2 separate regions of the Homo sapiens genome follow, and region 1 is linked to region 2. Evidence: chromatin loops called from intact Hi-C (ENCODE). Cell type or tissue: GM12878. All regions are shown on one strand. Each heading gives the region's core, and the rest is flanking DNA. Links, peaks and the distances in the headings are about the cores only.

Region 1 (11,065 bases), core at 3,296-8,295, 440 kb after region 2:
CTAAAAATATGAAAAAAATTACCTGGGTATGTGGTGTGTGCCTGTAGTCCCAGCTACTCCAGAGGCTGGAACACAGTGAGACTCTATCTCAAAAAAAAAAAAAATAGAAGACATGACTGGTGCAAAGACACATGCTCACAAGTGCTAGAATGGAATTCCTCGTCAGGTTCGTCCATCTGTGGACCCTTCCACTTTACCTGCTGGATGAAGCTCCTGGGACCCGCAGGGTGAGGTGGGACCTTGTAAAGCTGCAGAACGTCATGGGGTAGACCCAAGGGAAGGAGTGCTGGGGTGGAGGAGGTCAAAACCATCCTCTTTTCTTCACTTCCCTTATCATCAGCAGACACTTGGGGCACCTACCTTTTAACCACAGAGACGGGACTCCAGAAAGGTAAGTAGACAGCTGGGGCCATAGGCTCTGAAGGAAGGGGCTGGGCATAGAGTAGACCTAGGAAGGGAATCTAAATGGGAACAAGAGGGTGTCCTTGGCCAGGCGCAGTAGCTCACACCTGTAATCTCAGCCCTTTGGGAGGCCGAGGCGGGCAGATCATCTGAGGTCGGGAGTTCAAGACCAGTCTGGCCAACATGGCGAAATCCCATCTCTACTAAAAATACAAAAAAATTAGCCAGGCGTGGTGGCGTGTGCCTGTAGTCCCAGCTACTTGGGAGGCTGAGACAGGAGAATAGCTTGAACCCAGGAAGTGGAGGTTGCAGTGAGCCGAGATCGTGCCATTGCACTCCAGCCTGGGCGACAAGACTGAGGCTCTGTCTCAAAAAAAAAAAAAAAAAAAAAAAAAAAAAAAAAAAAAAAGAGGGTGTCCTTACATCCCTGTCAGCGATCACCCTGTTCTCCTGCCTACAGACCATGCCCTCTGGGATCACACTGCCCAGAATCTCCTTCGGATGGGCCTGGCCTTTCTAGTCCTGGTGGCTCTAGTGTGGTTCCTGGTTGAAGACTGGCTCAGCAGGAAGAGGACTAGAGAGCGAGCCAGCAGAGCTTCCACTTGGGAAGGCAGGAGAAGGCTGAACACACAGACTCTTTGAAGAATGACCATGAGACACAGTGGCCATGGGTGGATCTGAAAGCTGGTGTTGAGCCTGGGCGGCGTGAGCTCTGTGTTGGACCCACGGAGGAGGGAGTCACTGCAGGGAAAGAGGGACACTGGCATTCCATTTGTCAGAGCATCCCGGACGATGCAGAGGGTGGGAGAACTACATGCTAAATTTCTTTTTTTTTTTTTTTGAGACAGAGTTTTCTCTTGTTGCCCAGGCTGGAGTGCAATGGCGCGATCTTGGCTCACTGCAACCTCTAGCTCTCCATCCCTCGGGTTCAAGTGATTCTCCTGCCTCAGCCTCCTGAGTAGCTGGGATTACAGGCATGTGCCACCACCCCAGCTAATTTTGTATTTTTAGTGGAGACGGGGTTTCTCCCTGTTGGCTGGTCTCGAACTCCTGACCTCAAGTGATCTCCCCGCCTTGGCCTCCCAAAGGGCTGGGATTACAGGCATAAGCCGCTGCGCCCAGCCACTGAATTTCTTCTGTAGACAAATCCTATGGTCTCTTCTAGGCTCTAACTATTTTTGTACCACTTACTGCAAACCATACTTTTAACCACTCTGGTCTTTTCTGAAAAGATCTCTCCTTCTTTAACAGGATGGCCATGGAAATATTTTTTTCCTACTTTGGTCTTTTTTTCTTTCCTTTCTCTGCAGGAAGCCATTCAAAATAGTTAATAACCAATATAGAATAGGTCTGTATCAAATGGTTCAGGAGGCATTGTGGCAACAACCAGTTGTAGAGAAGCAGCTTTATAAGTGAATCCTGCCAGGCACGGTGGCTCACACCTGTAATCCCAACACTTTGGGAGGCTGAGGCGGGCAGATCACCTGAGGTCAGGAGTTCGAGACCAGCCTGGCCAACATGATGAAACCCCATCTCTACTAAAAATACAAAAACTCGGCCAGGCACGGTGGCTCATGCCTGTAATCCCAGCACTTTGGGAGGCCAAGGTGGGAGGATCACCTGAGGTCAGGAGTTCGAGAGCAGCCTGGCCAACATGGTGAAACCACATCTCTACTAAAAATATAAAAATTAGCCAGGTATGGTGGCGTGTGCTTGTAATCCCAGCTACTCAGGAGGCTGAGGCAGGAGAATAGCTTGAACCCGGGAGGCGGAGGCTGCAGGGAGCCAAGATCGCACCACTGCACTCCAGCCTACGTGACAGAGCAAGATTCTGTCTCAAAAAAAAAAAGAAAAAAAAAAAATAAGTGACTCCTGGCTGCATCCCAACCATACCCCAATTCCTTCTAACCACAGAATTATTCCATCTTCTCTTCCTTTTTTTTTTTTTTCTTTTTTTTTGTTTGTTTTGTTGGGACAGAATTTCACTTTTTTTTTTTTTAATGTAAGTTTTAGGGTACATGTGCACAACGTGCAGGTTAGTTACATATGTATACATGTGCCATGTTGGTGTGCTGCACCCACTAACTCGTCATTTAACATTAGGTATATCTCCTAATGCTATCCCTTCCCCCGAGTTTCACTTTTGTCACCCAGGCTGGAATGCAGTGGTGCAATCTTGGCTCACTGCCACCTCCACCTCCAGGGTTCAAATGATTCTCCTGCCTCAGCCTCCTGAATAGCTGGGATTATAGGCATGCACCACCACGCCCGGCTAATTTTTGTATTTTTAGTAGAAATGGGGTTTCACAATGTTGGCCAGACTGGTCTTGAACTCCTGACCTCAGGTGATCCACCAGCCTCGGCCTCCCAAAGTGCTGGAATTACAGGTGTGAGTCACCGTACCCGGCCACCATCTTTGCTTCTTTATCCACACCTTGCCTTGTTCTTCAGGGCTCTGCAGAGATATCATTTCCTCCAAGAGTTTCCACAACTCCGACTTCACAAAGATAGCACTTTTTTTTTTTTTTTTGAGACAGTCTCACTCTGTAGCCCAAGCTGGCGTGCAGTGGCACAATCTCAGCTCACTGCAACCTTCGCCTCTGGGGCTCAAGCGATTCTCCTTCCTCAGCCTCCCAAGTAGCTGGGACTAGAGGCGCGCGCCACCACACCCGGTTAATTTTTTTTGCATCTTTAGTAGAGGTAGGGTTTCATCATGTTGCCCTGGGTGGTCTCAAACTCCTGAGTTCAGGTGATCCCCCCGCCTTGGCCTCTCAAAGTGCTAGGATTACAGGCGTGAGCCACTGCGCCCAGCCAAGACAACACTTTCCTCATCCCAAAGCACCTGTTAATTCCCTGTAACAGCACTTGAACCCTGATTCGGCATGCATGTCCATTTTCCTGCCTCTACCGTGAACTCGTGTGAATTGATCTATGTCAGATTTAGTGGCTGCATTCACAGCTCCCGCAACTATAACGGGGTTCTCGGGAAATATATATCAAATGAGTGAATGTATATACGGGGCTGTGGCACAGCCTGCAACTTGAGACTTCTCACTAGGGGTCTTGAAATGCTGTCTGGACACCACCATCGCTTTCCTCCCTGAGAACTTCTACTTATCAACCCATTTATATACTCATCGCATGGGTCCTCACGCCCTCCCATTATTCTGGTGCCTCATGCCGGTCAAATTTATTCTCTAAATCTGATTTTTCCATTAAATAGCAGCCTGGCCAACACGGTAAAACCCCATCTCTACTAAAAAATACAAAATATTAGCCAGGCGCAGTGGCTTGCACCCGTAATCTCAGCTACTCGGGAGGCTGAGGCAGCAGAATCACTTGAACCCGGGAGGCAGAGGTTGTGGTAAGCCGAGATTGCACCACTGCACTCCAGCCTGGTAACAGAGCGAGACTCCCTCTCAAAATAAATAAACTGCTGACTCGCGTATTTTTTCTTTACCCCAACTCATTCCTTACATGTAGGCACCTGTAATCCTAGCTACTCAGAAGGCTGAGGCAGGAGAATCGCTTGAACCTGGGAGGCGGAGGTTGCGGTGAGCCAAAATCGTGCCACTGCACTCCAGCCTGGGCGACAGAGCGAGACTCCATCTCAAAAAAAAAAAAAAAAAAACCACATAGGCTCAGTCTTTTCAGTATCTGCTTTACTGGTTCAGTAAAAGCCAGGAAACACAACTTTGTGGTAATCTGAATGTTATTGAACTGTATTTTGTTCACTTTATTGTAAATACTAGTGAACAGTGAATAAATGGTTGTATATTCCTAATAAGAAAAAAAAAAAAAAAGACCCAAAGTACAGCGAGCTGATGCCGATCTCATTTCGCAGAGGTCCGCCTGCTCTCCCCTCTCCAAGAGTGTAATCCTATGCTTAATAAACTTATGCCGCTTTGCTATGTGTGTGTATCACACCCAATTCTTTGTTCGAAACACCAAGGGCCTGGAACTTCACAGCTTTGGCTGGTAACGGGGAGCAGGGGTAAAGACATTTAAAAGCTGCTTGTGTTAACCATAATCGCCATCCCATATATCAGACCCCCAGAACTAACTCATCTTATAACTGAATATTGTGCTTTTTTTTTTTTTTTTTTTTTGAGACGAAGTCCTGCTCTGTCACCCAGGCTGGAGTGCAGTGGCGCGATCTTGACTCTGCAACCTCCGCCTCCCGGGTTCAAGCGATTCTCCTGCCTCAGCCTCCCGAGTAGCTGGGACTACAAGTGCGTGCCACCACGCCCGGCTAATTTTTGTATTTTTAGTAGAGACGGGGTTTCTCCATGTTGGTCTCAAACTCCTGGTCTCAGGTGATCCACCCGCCTTGGCCTCCCAAAGTGCTGGGATTACAGACGTGAGCCACCACACCCAGCTACTTGTGCTTTTTGACCAACATCTTCCTCTCCTACCACCCCCAGCCCCTGATAACCTCCACCTACTCTCACTTCTAGGAGATCAACTGTTCTATTTTTTTTTTTTTTTTTTTTTTTTTGAGTCTCGCTCTGCACACCCAGGCTGGAGTGCAGTGCTGCAATCTCGGATCACTGCAACCTCCGCTTTCCGGGTTCAAGCGATTCTCCTGCCTCAGCCTCCAGAGTCGCTGGGATTACTGAGCCACCGCGCCCAGCCAGAAGACCCACGCTCCCTAAGACATAACCCACACTGGTGGCCTTTGTTCTGACTTCTCACCTGTGCTCCCCACCCGCTAGAAACTGGCTTCTCTCCCCACACTTCCTCTGAAGCTGTCTGTGTGACCAACACTAATGAGCTTCCTTCCTGGAACATGCAGTGACCCTTTTCAGCCCTTCTCATTATTGCTCCCCCACAGTTGTATTTGACACGTTGACCACTTCCTCCTCGAAGGACTCACTTCTCTGGCTTTCTCGGACACTTCTTGCTACTCGTTTTCTGACGGTTACAGTACCAACAGGTTTGCAGGCACCTCCACCACCAGAGCCAATCCCAGCTACTCGGGAGGCTGAGGCAGGAGAATCGTTCAAACCCGGGAGGCAGAGGTTGCAGTGAGTCGAGATTGCGCCACTGCACTCCAGCCTGAGTGACAGACTGTGACTCCTCAAAAAAAAACAAAAACAAAAACAAAAAAACTACAGTCTTGCTCTGTCGCCCAGGATGGAATGCAGTGGTGCCATCTTGGCTCACTGCAACCTCTGCCTGCTGGGGTCTAGCGATTCTCCTGCCTCAGCCCCCCAAGGAGCTGGGACTACAGGCATGTGCCGCCACGCCTGGCTAATTTTTGTATTTTTAGTGGAGATGGGGGTTTTACCATGTTAGCCAGGTTGGTCTTGAACTCCCGACCTCATGTGATCCGCCCACCTTGGCCTCCCAAAGTGCGAGGATTACAGGCCCCCGCACCCAGCCTAGGATCCTGCACCTCTCTAGCCTAGCAGTTCTCTGCTGGGTGATTTTGCTCTCCACTCCAGGGGACATTTGGCAATGCCCATGGTAATTTTTAATTGTCATGACTTGGGGAGGGGTTCTACTGGCATCTGGTAGGTAGGGTCCAGGGGTGCTGCTCAGCTTCCTACAATGCCCAGGGCAGCCCCAGATGGCAGCAGCACCAAGGCTGAGAAACACTGGCTCATGCAGAAAGCAACCACCTTACACCCTTCAGTGCAGGGACAAAGGCAGGGTTACGAGTCCACGGAAACTCTCCAGTCTCAGCCTACGTAAGACGTGGCTATTTTTCTTTCTTATTGTTTTTATTCATTTATTTTTCTTGAGACAGAGTCTTGCTCTGTCGCCCAGGCTGGACTGCAGTGGCGCGATCTCTGCTCACTGCAAGCTCCGCCTCCCGGGATCACACCATTCTCCTGGGACTACAGGCGCCCGCCACCTAGCCCGGCTAATTTTTTGTATTTTTAGTAGAGACGGGGTTTCACCATGTTAGCCAGGATGGTCTCGATCTGACCTCGTGATCCTCCCGCCTCGGCCTCTCAAAGTGCTGGGATTACAGGTGTAAGCCACCGCACCCGGCCTTATTCATTTATTTTTTGAGATAGAGTCTGAGCCCTTTATTTTATTTATTTAGAGACCAAGTCTCGCTCTGTTACCCAGGCTGGAGTGCAGTGTCGTGGCCTCAGCTCACTGCAACAACCTCCGCCTCCCGGGTTCAAGCGATTCTCCCACCTTGGCCTCCCAAAGTGCTGGCATTACAGACACCCACTACCATGCCTGGCTAATTTTTTGTACTTTTAGTAAGTAAAGACAGGGTTTCACCATCTTGGTCAGGATGGTCTCGAACTCCTGGCCTCAAGTGATCGGCCCGCCTGGGTCTCCCAAAGTGATGAGATTACAGGCGTGAGCGACCACACTGGCCTAATGTGTAGTTTTTTATCTGTGGCCTCCCTTCTGCCCTCCCCCTTCTGAGACTCTGAAGCCCATTACATCACTCTGCCTTTGTGTACCAACAGCTTAGCTCCCACTGAGAACATACAGAGCCAGGCACGGTGGCGGTGGCTCACGCCTGTAATCCCATCACTTTGGGGGTGCTGAGGCAGGTGTATCGCCTGAGGCCAGGAGTTCAAGACCAGTCTGGCCAACATGGTGAAACCCCATCTCTACTAAAAATAGAAAAATACATAGCTGGGTGTGGTGGCACGTGCCTATAATCCCAGCTACTAGGGAGGCTGAGGTTGGAGAATCGCTTGAACCCAGGAGGCGGAGGTTGCGGTGAGCCAAGATCACACCATTGCACTCTAGCCTGGGCAACAAGAGCAAAACTGTCTTAAAAAAAAAAAAAAAAAGTGAGAACATATGGATTCTACTCCTGTTAGAATAATGGCCTCCAGCTCCATCCAAATTGCTGGAAATGACATTATTTCATTCCTTCTAATGGCTGAATAGTATTCCATGGTACATAGACACCACGTTTTCTTTATCCACTGTAGGGACCAGCCCCACAGGGTCGGTGGGTCTCTCCCTGTGTGCGGCGACGAGAGAGTGTAGAAATAAAGACACAAGACAAAGAGACAAGAGAAAAGGCAGCTGGGCCCGGGGGACCACTACCACCAATGCGCGGAGACCGGTAGTGGCCCCGAATGTCTGGCTGCGCTGTTATTTATTGGATACAAGGCAGAAGGGGCAGGGTAAAGAGTGTGAGTCACCTCCAATGATAGGTAAGGTCACGTGGGTCACGTGTCCACTGGACAGGGGGCCCTTCCCTGCCTGGCAGCCGAGGCAGAGAGGGAGAGGAGACAGAGAGAAAGACAGCTTACGCCATTATTTCTGCATATCAGGGACTATTAGTACTTTCCCTAATTTACTACTGCTATCTAGAAGGCAGAGCCAGGTGTACAGGATGGAACATGAAGGCGGACTAGGAGCGTGACCACCGAAGCACAGCATCACAGGGAGACGGTTAGGCCTCCGGATAACTGCGGGCGAGCCTGACTGATGTCAGGCCCTCCACAAGAGGTGGAGGAGCAGAGTCTTCTCTAAACTCCCCCGGGGAAAGGGAGACCCCCCCCCCCACCCGCTGCCCCTTTCCCGGTCTGCTAAGTAGCGGGTGTTGTTAATTGACACCTTTTGCTACCGCTGGACCATGATCCGCTTGGTGACGGGTGTCTTCCCAGACGCTGGCGTCACCGCTAGACCAAGGAGCCCTCTGGTGGCCCTGTCCGGGCATAACAGAAGGCTCGCACTCTTGTCTTCTGGTCACACCTCACTATGTCCCCTCAGCTCCTATCTCTGTATGGCCTGGTTTTTCCTAGGCTATGATTATAGAGTGAGGATTATTATAATATTGGAATAAAAAGTAATTGCTACCGGCTAATGATTAATGATACTCATATATAATCATATCTAAGATCTATATCTGGTATAACAATTCTTGTTTTATATTTTATTATACTGGAACAGCTCGTGTCCTCTGTCTCTTGCCTCGGTGCCTGGGTGCCTTGCCGCCCACAATCCACTCATTATTCAATGGGCACTTCGGTTGGTTCCACATCTTTGCAATTGTGAATGGCTGAGCCAGCCATTCTTAACTGGGGGTGATTTTGTCCCCATGGGGGTATCTGGCCACATCCCGAGAGGTTTTTTGGTTGTCACGAGTTGCAGTGGGGGCAGGCTCAGGCTCATCCAAGTCCAGGGGTGCTGCTATACATCACGTGATACACAGGACAGTCCTTGCTACGGACTGAATTGGTCCCACCAAACGTCATGTACAAGCCCTACCCCAGATGTGACTCTATTTGGACACAGGGCTTTTCAGAGGTAATTAAGGCTGGTCAGGCGCCGTAATCACAGCACTTTAGGAGTTCTGTGTTTATTACTGGTAAGTGGGTAAGAGCCCAGTGTGGCAGCTCACGCGTGTAATCCCAGCACTTTGGGAAGCGAAGGCAAGGGGATAACTGGAGGCCAGCAGTTCAAGACAAGCCTGGTCAATACAGCAAGACTCCATCTCTATAAAATATTTTAAAATTAGCCAAGCATGTTTGGCATGCACCTGTAATCCCAGCTCAGGAGGCTCAGGTGGGAGGATTCCTTGAGTTTAAGGCTGCAGTGAGCTAAGATCGCACCATTGCACTCCAACCCGGCTGTGGGCAACACAGCACCACCACCATCTTGGCTGGGCACGGTGGCTCACGCCTGTCATGCCAGCACTTTGGGAGGCCGAGGCGGGTGGCTCACCTGAGGTCAGGAGTTTGAGACTAGCCTGGCCAACATGGTGAAATCACGCCACTGCACTCCAGCCTAGGCAACCAAGTGAGACTCTGTCCGCCCCACCACCCCACCAAAAAAAAGACTACTATCTTAAACAAAATCAAAATTTTTAAGTAGATAAAATATTTAGGGGAAAAAAACTTCAATTAAATATGCAGCAGAGTCCGACCCAGATGTTTTCACTCCCAGCCTCTACCTACTATCTTTGTGTCTTTATTTTTAGCAAATTCTACACGGGAACTTCATGTGCATGTAGAACCCTAAATGTTGACTCAGCCCTACCTCTCATCACCTGACCACTTCCTTTATTCACGCTGTCTCTACCACCCTTCCCATCGGTGTGAGCTGTATCCCGCTAAACACTGTTACCACCCACAGCCTGCATTACTACCAGCTGACTGTAGCCTTAAACACCACAGTGATCTCGAGCATTTGAGAAGACTTATCTTGACAAGGGCTCACGAAAGACAGCAATGCTCAACAGCAAGATAAATGAGGGCCTTCATGGGATCATTCAGTGCTGAAGCCACTCAACCTCCAGGTTTGGGTTAGTAAAAAGAACTTTGTCAGGCCAGGCACAGTGGCTCACGCCTGTCATCCCAGCACTTTGGGAGGCCAAGGCGGGCAGATCACCTGAGGTCAGGAGTTCAAGACCAGCCTGGCTAACATGGTGAAACCTCGTCTTTACTAAAAATACAAAAATTAGCCAGGCATGGTGACGCACACCTCTAGTCTCAGCTACTCCGGAGGCTGGGACAGAAGACTCACTTGAACCCAGGAGGCAGAGGTTGTAGTGAGCCAAGATCGCACCACTGCACTCCAGCCTGGGCGACAGAGGCAAGACTCCATCTCAAAAAAAAAAAAAAAAAAAAAAAGAAAAGAAAACTTTGTCATACAAGCTTTCAACCTAAAGCATTAGCCATATGCCCGTGTTTTTGTGCCTGGGACCATGACAACTTTCCCCATATCAATGCTCTTATTTTTTTTTTTTCGAGACAAGAGTTTTGCTCTTATTGCCCAGGCTGGAGTGCAGTGGCACAATCTCAGCTCACCGCAAACTCCGCCTCCCGGGTTCAAGCGATTCTCCTGCCTCAGCCTCCCGAGTAGCTGGGATTACAGGCATACACCACCCCACCCGGCTAATTTTGTATTTTTAGTAGAGACGGGGTTTCTCCATGTTGAGGCTGGTCTCGAACTCCTGACCTCAGGTGATCCGCCCGCCTCGGCCTCCCAAAGTGCTGGGATTACAGGTGTGAGCCACAGCGCCTGGCTGCTCTTATTAAAATAGTCTCATCACCTACCGCAAGCGTGGAGAGCCAAGTGAGGAGAGGGGTCAGTCCCTTTTGGCAGCGCCTGGAAGCCAGTGCTAACATCATGGTGACAACTTTTCATTCTTAAGGAAAATTGCGGAGTGACTTCTATGCATTTTCTATGAATGACCAAATACAGGGTGTGGAAAAGCTGTGTTTGCCATGGCAATGGGAAGCCGAGAGAAACGGGGAGGCGAGAGAGACAGAGACATACACAGAGACTCCCAGAGACAGCCACACAGACTCACACAGAAACAGACAGACAGGCTGGGCTCGGTGGCTCACGCCTGTAATCCCACCACTCTGGGAGGCTGAGGCGGGTAGATCACCTGAGGTCAGGAGTCCGAGAACAGCCTGGCCAACATTGTGAAACCCCGTCTCTAGTAAGAATACAAAAAATTAGCCAGGCATGGTGGCACAGGGCTGTAATTCCGGCTACTCGGAAGGCTGAGGCAGGAGAATCACTTGAACCTGGGAGGCGCGGTTGCAGTGAGCTGAGATCACGCCATTGCACTCCAGCATGGGCGACAAGAGTGAAACTCCGTCTCAAAAAAAAAAACAAAAAAAAAAAACGAAAGAACAGAGAGACACATACAAAGACAGAGATAGAAACGCCCAGCGACAGAGACACACACAGAGAAACACAGACAGACACAGAGACA
Region 2 (7,960 bases), core at 2,898-7,897:
GGAGTCCAGACCCCCAGCCCCTCCTCCCTCAGACCCAGGAGTCCAGGCCCCACCCCTGGCAAGCCCTGGCATAAGGCCCCTTTACCTGCACCGGGAGCTAAAGTGTCAGCCCCTCTCGGGGGCCATGGCAGGAGCCCAGGCAGAAGCGGAATCACCGCCCAGTCCCCAGGCAGAGAGGGTTTTGGCACAGGCCCCTCCCAGGCTTTCTTATCCCCCAAAAGTTTGCCTCTAGGAGTTAAAGGACTAGAAAGCAGTGGTGGAAAAGCTGAGGCCCCTCTGGGCGGAGTGTGGGGGCGGGAGGAGGCCAGGACTAAGTGTGCAGGGGGAACTGGCAGAGGGGGTGGGGCTGGACAGGGCGCGCCCCCAGCCTGGCCCCTCCCCTGCACAGCTTGGAATTTCCTGAAACTGGGGAAGTCTGGCTGTTTAGAAGAGTAATTTCTTCCAGATTGCAGCTGTATGGAGAGAGAGAGAGGGAGAGAGAGAGAGAGAAAGAGAGAAGAGAGGCAGGTCAGACAGTGAAAGCAGCAGGAGGATGAAGAGCATGGAGGGTGTCTGAGAGGGGCAGCTCTGGCTTTGCTGCGGCGTCCCCTAGATGAACCTCCCTGCCTGGAGCCACTCCGTCATAGAAAGCTCATATCTCATTCTAAGCACCAGTGTCTATTGATGACAAGAGAGTGAGGTTTGAGTGTTAGGGCAATTCCTTCAGGGCGGTGCGGGCAGGGAGAGAGAGCGGAGGGGGAGAGCAGAGTCCCAAGGCAGGATGCAGCTCAGTGGGAAGAAGGTGGGAAGCCCAGGTGGGAGTCTAGGTCTGTGGGAGGGAGGTGGAGGCCCAGGTGGGAGGCTGGGTCAGCGGGAGGGAGGTGGAGATGCAGGTTGGAGCCTGGGTCAGGGTCAGAGGGAGAGGGAGAGGGAAGCCCAGGTAGGAGGCAGCTCAGTGAGAGAAAGGGGAGGCCCAGGTGGGAGGCTAGGTCAGTGGTTTTACCCCTAGCTGGGGCTGGGGTTGTAGTGCTGGAGAGAAGACAGTCAATTTGCGATAACAGGAAGCAGCCTTGAGCTGGGTCTTAAGGATGAGTGAGAGTTGATGGAGCCCAGGAGAGGAGGATGGATATCGGAGCAGAATGGGGAAGCTGGGTGGGGCAGAGGGTTCTCAGACACCAGGTGGAGTTTGATTTGCCTGGAGAAGCCAGCTTGAAAGCCACTGGGAGCTTCAGTTTGCCCTGCAGGCGTGGGGGGACCGCGGAGGAATGGCAGGGAAAGATCCAGGTGTTAGAAAGTTCCCACTGGGGTCCCCGCAGGGGATGGAGTGAAGCAGGTCAGGACTCAGCACCCACAGCAAAATTTAAGGGGGGAGGGGGCAGTGGTCACCAGAAACTCAGTAATCAGAAAAACTATATATATATATATATATATGTTACAGACTTTTATTAAGTATTTTTTATTGATGTAAAATTCACATAACATAAAATTAACCATCTTTTTTTTTTCTTTTTTTTTAATTGAGACGGAGTTTTGTTCTTGTTGCCCAGGCTGGAGTGCAATGGCGCGATCTCCACTCACTGCAACCTCCACCTTCCAGGTTCAAGCGATTCTCCTGCCTCAGCCTGTTGAGTAGCCGGGATTACCGGTGCCTGCCACCACGCCCAGCTAATTTTGTATTTTTAGTAGAGACGGGGTTTCTCCACGTTGGTCAGGCTGGTCTCGAACTCCCGACCTCAGGTTATCCGCCTGCCTCGGCTTCCAAAGTGCTGGGATTATAGGTGTGAGCCACTGCATCGGGCCAGAATTAACCATCTTAAGGTGTACAGTTCAGTGACATTTAGTACATTCCCAATGGAACATACCTAATTGGTACACTGGTAATTGTGTAGCCATCCTTTCTATCAAGTTCCCAAACATTTTCATCACCCCTAAAGAAAACCCTATTAAGCGGTCACTCCCATGCCCCGCTCTCTGCAGCCCCTGGAAACCACTCCCCTGTTTTCTGATTCATGGATTACCTCTTCTGGACATTCGCATAAATGGAATCACACATCATACAGCCTTACCTATCTGACTTCCTTCACATAAGCAGGTTCATCCGTGTGCAGCATGTGCCAGTGGTTCATTACATGTATTATGTACATACGTTAAGATATATATAAAGGCCAAGTGCAGTGGCTCACGCCTGTAATCCCAGCACTTTGGGAAGCCAAGGCGGGTGGATCACTTGAGGTCAGAAGCTCAAGACCAGCCTGGCCAACTTGGTGAAACGCTGACTCTACTAAAAAAATACAAAAATCAGCTGGGCGCAGTGGTGTGTAGTCTCAGGTACTCGGGAGGCTGAGGCAGGATACTCGCTTGAACGCAGGAGGCGGAGGTTGCAGTGAGCCCAGATCGAGCCACTGCACTCCAGCCTGGACAACAGAGCAAGACTCGCTCTAAAAAAAAAAAAAAAAAAAAAAAAGACGAAAAAAAGAAAAAGAGATATGTATATAAGAGATCTATTTGTCACGTGTGTAATCCCAGCACCAGCACTTAGGGAGGCTGAGGCGGGCAGATCACGAGGTCAGGAGATCGAGACCATCCTGGCTAACACGGTGAAACCTCGTCTCTACTAAAAATACAAAAAATTAGCCGGGCATGGTGGCGGGCGCCTGTAGTCCCAGCTACTCGGGAGGCTGAGGCAGGAGAATGGCGTGAACCCGGGAGGCGGAGCTTGCAGTGAGCCGAGATCCCGCCACTGCACTCCAGCCTGGGCGATAGAGCGAGACCCAAAAAACAAACAAACCAAAACAACAACAACAACAACTAACCATCACGCCAGGATAATCTCCCTGACGTAAGATCCACAATTTTAAGTGCATCTGCAGACCTATTCACGGGTCGCAGGGATTTGTGCGTGGACATCTTGCATGTGCGGGGGTGGGTGGGGCTATTCTGCTACCACAGTGCCCCTCAGAGGTCAGGTCCTGGGAGGGGGCGGGGCCAAAGCAGGGCCAGCTTCATGGGTTGCCCAGTGACCCATGCTCGGAGGGCCCTGCACCTTTCTTTTTTTGTTTGTTTTTGAGACAAAGCCTTACTCTGTTGCTCAGGCTGGAGTGTCAAAGGCAAGATCTTGGCTCACTGCAACCTCTGCCTCCCGGGTTCCAGCAATTCTCCCGCCTCAGCCTCTCCAGTAGCTGGGATTACAGGCGCACGCCACCACGCCCAGCTACTTTTTGTATTTTTAGTAGAGACGGGGTTTCACCATGTTGGCCAGGCTGGTCTTGAACTCCTGACCTCAGGTGATCCGCCCGCCTCGGTCTCCCAAAGTGCTGGAATTACCGGCGTGAGCCACTGCACCTGGCCTTTTTGTTTGTTTTTTAGACAGAGTCTCTATCTGTTGCTCAGGCTGGAGTGCCAATGGTGAGATCTCAGCTCACTGAAACCTCCACCTCCCGGGTTCAAGCGATTCTCCTGCCTCAGCCTCCTGAGTTGCTGCAATTACAGGCATGCGCCACCACACCTGGCTAATTTTTGTGTTTTTAGTAGAGACGGGGTTTCACCATATTGGCCAGGCTGGTCTCGAACTCCTAACCTCAGGTGATCGGCCGGCCTTGGCCTCCCAAAGTGCTGGGATCACAGGAATGAGACACCGCGCCCGGCCACCACACTTCTTTTAATGCTCAGTTGTCACCAATTTGAAATTCCTTACGTTTTGAAGAAGGGATCCTGAGTTCTCATTTGCAATAGACCCCACCAATTATGTGGCTGGTTCTGGATGGAACAGCGGGAAGGGCAGAGGCCTGGGAGAAAGTGGCCGAGAAGAGCAACGATGGAGAGATAAAAGGGAAAGGAACTCTGGATGATACCCTGGCAGCAGCCTGGGAAAGCAAAGAGGGAGGAAGAGAGAGGTGTGTCCCAGAAGCCTGGAGTGGGAGATGCACCGTCCCTTCCTTGTGGACTCAAAAGCAGGCTAAGTATGATTAAAAAAAAAAAAAAAAAGAGGGAGTGAGGTCCACTGGACTCAGTAAGAATCCAGAGTTCACTGGGGGCCTGGGTGAGAGCAGACCCAAATGGGGTGGGCAGGGAGAGGTCAGATTGCAGTGGAGAAGGCCAGAGAGAGAGAGATTGGAGGCCAGGAAAGGCGGAGGGGTCAGCAGATAACCCAGGGTGTCCTCTGTGAAGGGAAAGAGAGATAAGGTATCTGGAAGAACAGGGAAGGTCAAAGAAAGGTTTTAGGTTTTTTGGTTCATCTGGATACATTCCCAACTTTTTTTTTTTTTTTTTTTTTTTCTGAGACAGAGTCTCAGTGTATCACCCAGGCTGGAGTGCAGTGGCACAATCTCAGCTCACTGCAACCTCTGCCTCCCGGGTTCAAGCAATTCTCCTGCCTCATCCTTCTGAGTAGCTGGGACTACAGGTGTGTGCCAGCATGCCCAGCTAACTGTGTAGAGATAGGGTTTCGCCATGTTGCCCAGGCTGGTCTTGAACTCCTAGACTCAAGCAATCTACGCGTCTCAGCTTCTCAAAGTCCTGGGATTACAGACCTGAGCCACTGTGCCCAGCTGGTTCCTGAGACTGCACCATGATTCCTTAGCTGATTTCAGTGAGTACATACTGCCAGTGCCCCTACATAATTATACACCAGTTCCTAGAATCTTTTTGTAATTATTCAGACTTTTATAGCAATCTAATCATCACTACCCGGCAATTTGTTTTCTTAAGTCTAGTGCTATTGAGGGGGTTCCAACGTTTCCCTTTTAAATGTTTCAGCCCCTCTTCTGAGTAGCAGGGACATGGATGGAACTTTGATCCTATCTTATCCTTAAAGAGCTTACAGGATATTGAGAGGAGAGGAGGGAAGTTGACATGGCACCACCCAGTGGAATGACATAGTCAGCACAGAGCTCAGTGGGAGCACAGAGGAAGAGCGCCAGGCCCATCATGTCCAGCTGCGTAGGTTGTGCACTGCACAACTCTGGGGTCATCATATCACAAACTGAGTGTGAAGAGCCTTGTGAGGCTTCCAGGACAGGTTTCTAGGGGTCACCAGATGCTGGTCTAGATCAGGATGGAGGAATCTTGACTCCTAGAAAGAGGTGGGCAGGGAATTGCTGAGGACGTTTGAAGTCTAATGGGCTGAGCCTTCCCTGTGGTGAGTGGCAGCTCAGCTTTCTAGAGGAAGTTTGGGAAGAAGAATCCTCAGTGAAGGGGTGTTCTACTTGGAGTGATTCGTGTTTCCTTCCAGCTCACTCAGGGTAGTCATGGCCTCTTCCCTTTCCCTGGCTCTCAGTCTGCATCCACCACACTGTTCCCCCTGCTGAACTTTGCACACTCCAGACCACTGGACCACTGCTGCACTTTCTCATTTATCCAGATCATTTTCACCTTCTAGTAAGCTGTGAATGTGCTTATTATGCCCAAGGGTTACTGTCTGTCTCCTTCTGCAAGAATATAGGCTCCTCGGCTGGGCGTTCTGGGTCAGGCCTGTCATCCCCAGCACTTTGGGAAGCCGAGGTGGGCAGATCACGAGGTCAGGAGATGGAGACAATCCTGGCTAATGCGATGAAACCCCATCTCTACTAAAAATACAAAAAATTAGCGGGGCGTGGTGATGCATGCCTGTAATCCCAGCTACTCGGGAGGCTGAGGCAGGAGAATCGCTTGAACCCAGGAGGCGGAGGTTGCAGTGAGCCGAGATCGCGCCACTGCACTCCAGCCTGGGAGACGAGCGAGACTCCATCTCAAAAAAAAAAAAAAAAGAATATAAGCTCCTCGATGGCAAGGATGTTTTGCATATTGATGGACCGCTAGAGCCTCAAACAGTGTCTGGCACACAGGACAGGACCAACAAATACTGAATGAGAAAAGTGAATGACAGATGGAAAAGAACAGAACTAAACAGGGAGTTTCTCCACTGGGACCACAAGAGGGCACTCAAGATACGTGTCAAACCCTTGAAGCCCCAAGGTGGGTGGTCTCTCTGCTCCTCAGCCTGGAGGACCAGGGACAGGTGACCTGGACCACGTCCTTTCTCCTCTGTGAGCCTCTATTTCCCCATGTGTAGCGTGGAGATGGAAATGCCTGAAATACGTTCTTGTGAGAAGCAAAAACCCAACAACGCATGCACGTGAATGTCTTCCAAGGGGTTGCACGTGTCCAAATTCATCTAATTGTGTACATTAAGTGAGAGGGTTTTTTAGTAGAACAATTATAGCTAAACAAAGCTGCTAAAATGTAAATAAAATAAAAAATAAAACTTGCATTGAACAACAACAGAGCCGTTAGGCTAGAGCAAGAAATCTGAAGGATGGCAATCCAGACCCCAATAAATCCACAAAGGGGTGTGTGTGTGTGTGTGTGTGTGTGTGTGTGTGTATGTATTTTTTTTTTTTTTTGAGACGGAGTTTCACTCTTGTTGCCCAGGCTGGAGTGCGATGGCGCGATCTCGGATAACCTCAACCTCTGCCTACTGGATTCAAGCAATTCTCCTACCTCAGGCTTCCGAGTAGCTGGGATTACAGGCATGTGCCATCACGCCTGGCTAATAGAAATATTAATTACATGAAGCAACCAGTGAGCACAATGCTATCCTGTGAAATTATTAAAACCTAAAACTAAATGGAAGCTCTGGTTGAAAAGTGCAATACATTCCTAGCAGGATGGGAGACATTCAGCAAAATCAATCATGTGTCTGTATACTAATGAACAATAATTTAAAAACGAAGTGAGGAGAGGAATTTTATTTACAAAGCCTCCAAAGTAATAAAATGAGTGGGAAGAAATTTAATAAAAGAAATAAAGGACGTGTATACTAAAAATTACAAAAGATGCTGAGAAGTTAAAGATCTAAATAAACGGAGAGGCTGAGCGTGGTGGCTCACGCCTGTAATCTCAGCATTTTGGGAGGCCAAGGCAGGCAGGTTACTTGAGATCAGGAGTTGGAGACCAGCCTGGCCTACATGGGGAAACTGGTCTCCACTAAAAAACAAACAAACAAAAATTAGCCAGGCATGGTGGTGCACACCTGTAATCCCAGCTACTCAGGAGGCTGAGGCAGGAGAATCGCTTGAACCTGGGAGGCACAGGTTGCAGTGAGCCGAGATCGTGCCACTGCACTCCAGCCTGGATGGCAGAGCCAGACTCCATCTCAAAATAAATAAATACATACGAAAATGGAGAAACAGTTCATACATTCACAATAGCATCCAAAATAATAAATATAAGAAATAAAAATTAACAAAAAGTGTCATCTTGCAAAGCAGTAACATAATATGAAAAAACCCCACTGACCACATCCTTCCTCATTCTTAGAAAGGGAATTATGGTCATAGTGGTTGACCTGTGGCCATGTAATTCTGTCCAAATATCCCTGAATGGTAAATGTGAAAACAGTAGAATGAATTCCATTGAAAATAAGAAAACAAGAAGAAATAAAGTCAGAACGCAAAAGTTTTTTTTAAGGGTTATTGGGATGGAATTTTGTTTGTTTGTTTTTTTGAGATGCAGACTTACTCTGTCATCCAGGCTGGAGTGCAATGGTGCGATCTCAGCTCACTGCATTCTCCACCTTCCGGGTTGAAGCCATTCTCCTGCCTCAGCCTCCTGATTAGCTGAGATTATAGGCATGTGCCACCACGCCCGGCTAATTTTTGTATTTTTAGTAGACGGGGTTTCACCATATTGGCCAGGCTGGTCTCAAACTCCTAACCTCAGGTGATCGGCCGGCCTTGGCCTCCCAAAGTGCTGGGATCACAGGAATGAGCCACTGTGCCTGGCCACCACGCTTCTGTTAACGCTCAGCTGTCACCAATTTGAAATTCCTTACGTTTTGAAGAAGGGACGTCGAGTTCTCATTTGCAATAGACCCCACCAATTATGTGGCTGGTTCTGGATGGAACAGCGGGAAGGGCAGAGGCCTGGGAGAAAGCGGCCAAGAACAGCAACGATGGAGAGATAAAAGGGAAAGGAACTCTGGATGATACCCTGGCAGCAGCCT

What was found. Peaks named below come from ENCODE experiments on the same cell type or tissue, not always from the same donor. Only the 100,000 strongest peaks of a DNase experiment are listed, where the experiment ranks them.
Region 1: a loop joins it to region 2, with 5 times the contacts of the local background. A loop is called at or near these places in 5 of 110 quality-filtered maps.

The regions. Positions count from the first base shown.
Region 1 is chr19:54,911,828-54,922,892 of GRCh38, forward strand. It overlaps NCR1 (natural cytotoxicity triggering receptor 1), which reads left to right. Exons shown (of 7, transcript NM_004829.7): 6 at 341-391; 7 at 863-1,246. The coding sequence ends at 1,044. Among named protein-coding and RNA genes, the nearest start is that of NCR1, 11 kb to the left of the region's middle. RefSeq lists enhancers at 8,500-9,001, 9,002-9,501. In GM12878, for the core only: no CTCF peak of the experiment used is centred there; a DNase peak (open chromatin) is centred at 5,224.
Region 2 is chr19:54,472,979-54,480,938 of GRCh38, forward strand. It overlaps CDC42EP5 (CDC42 effector protein 5), which reads right to left and starts at 318. Exons shown (of 3, transcript NM_145057.4): 1 at 86-318. In GM12878, for the core only: a CTCF peak has its summit at 5,888 (motif pointing right); no DNase peak of the experiment used is centred there.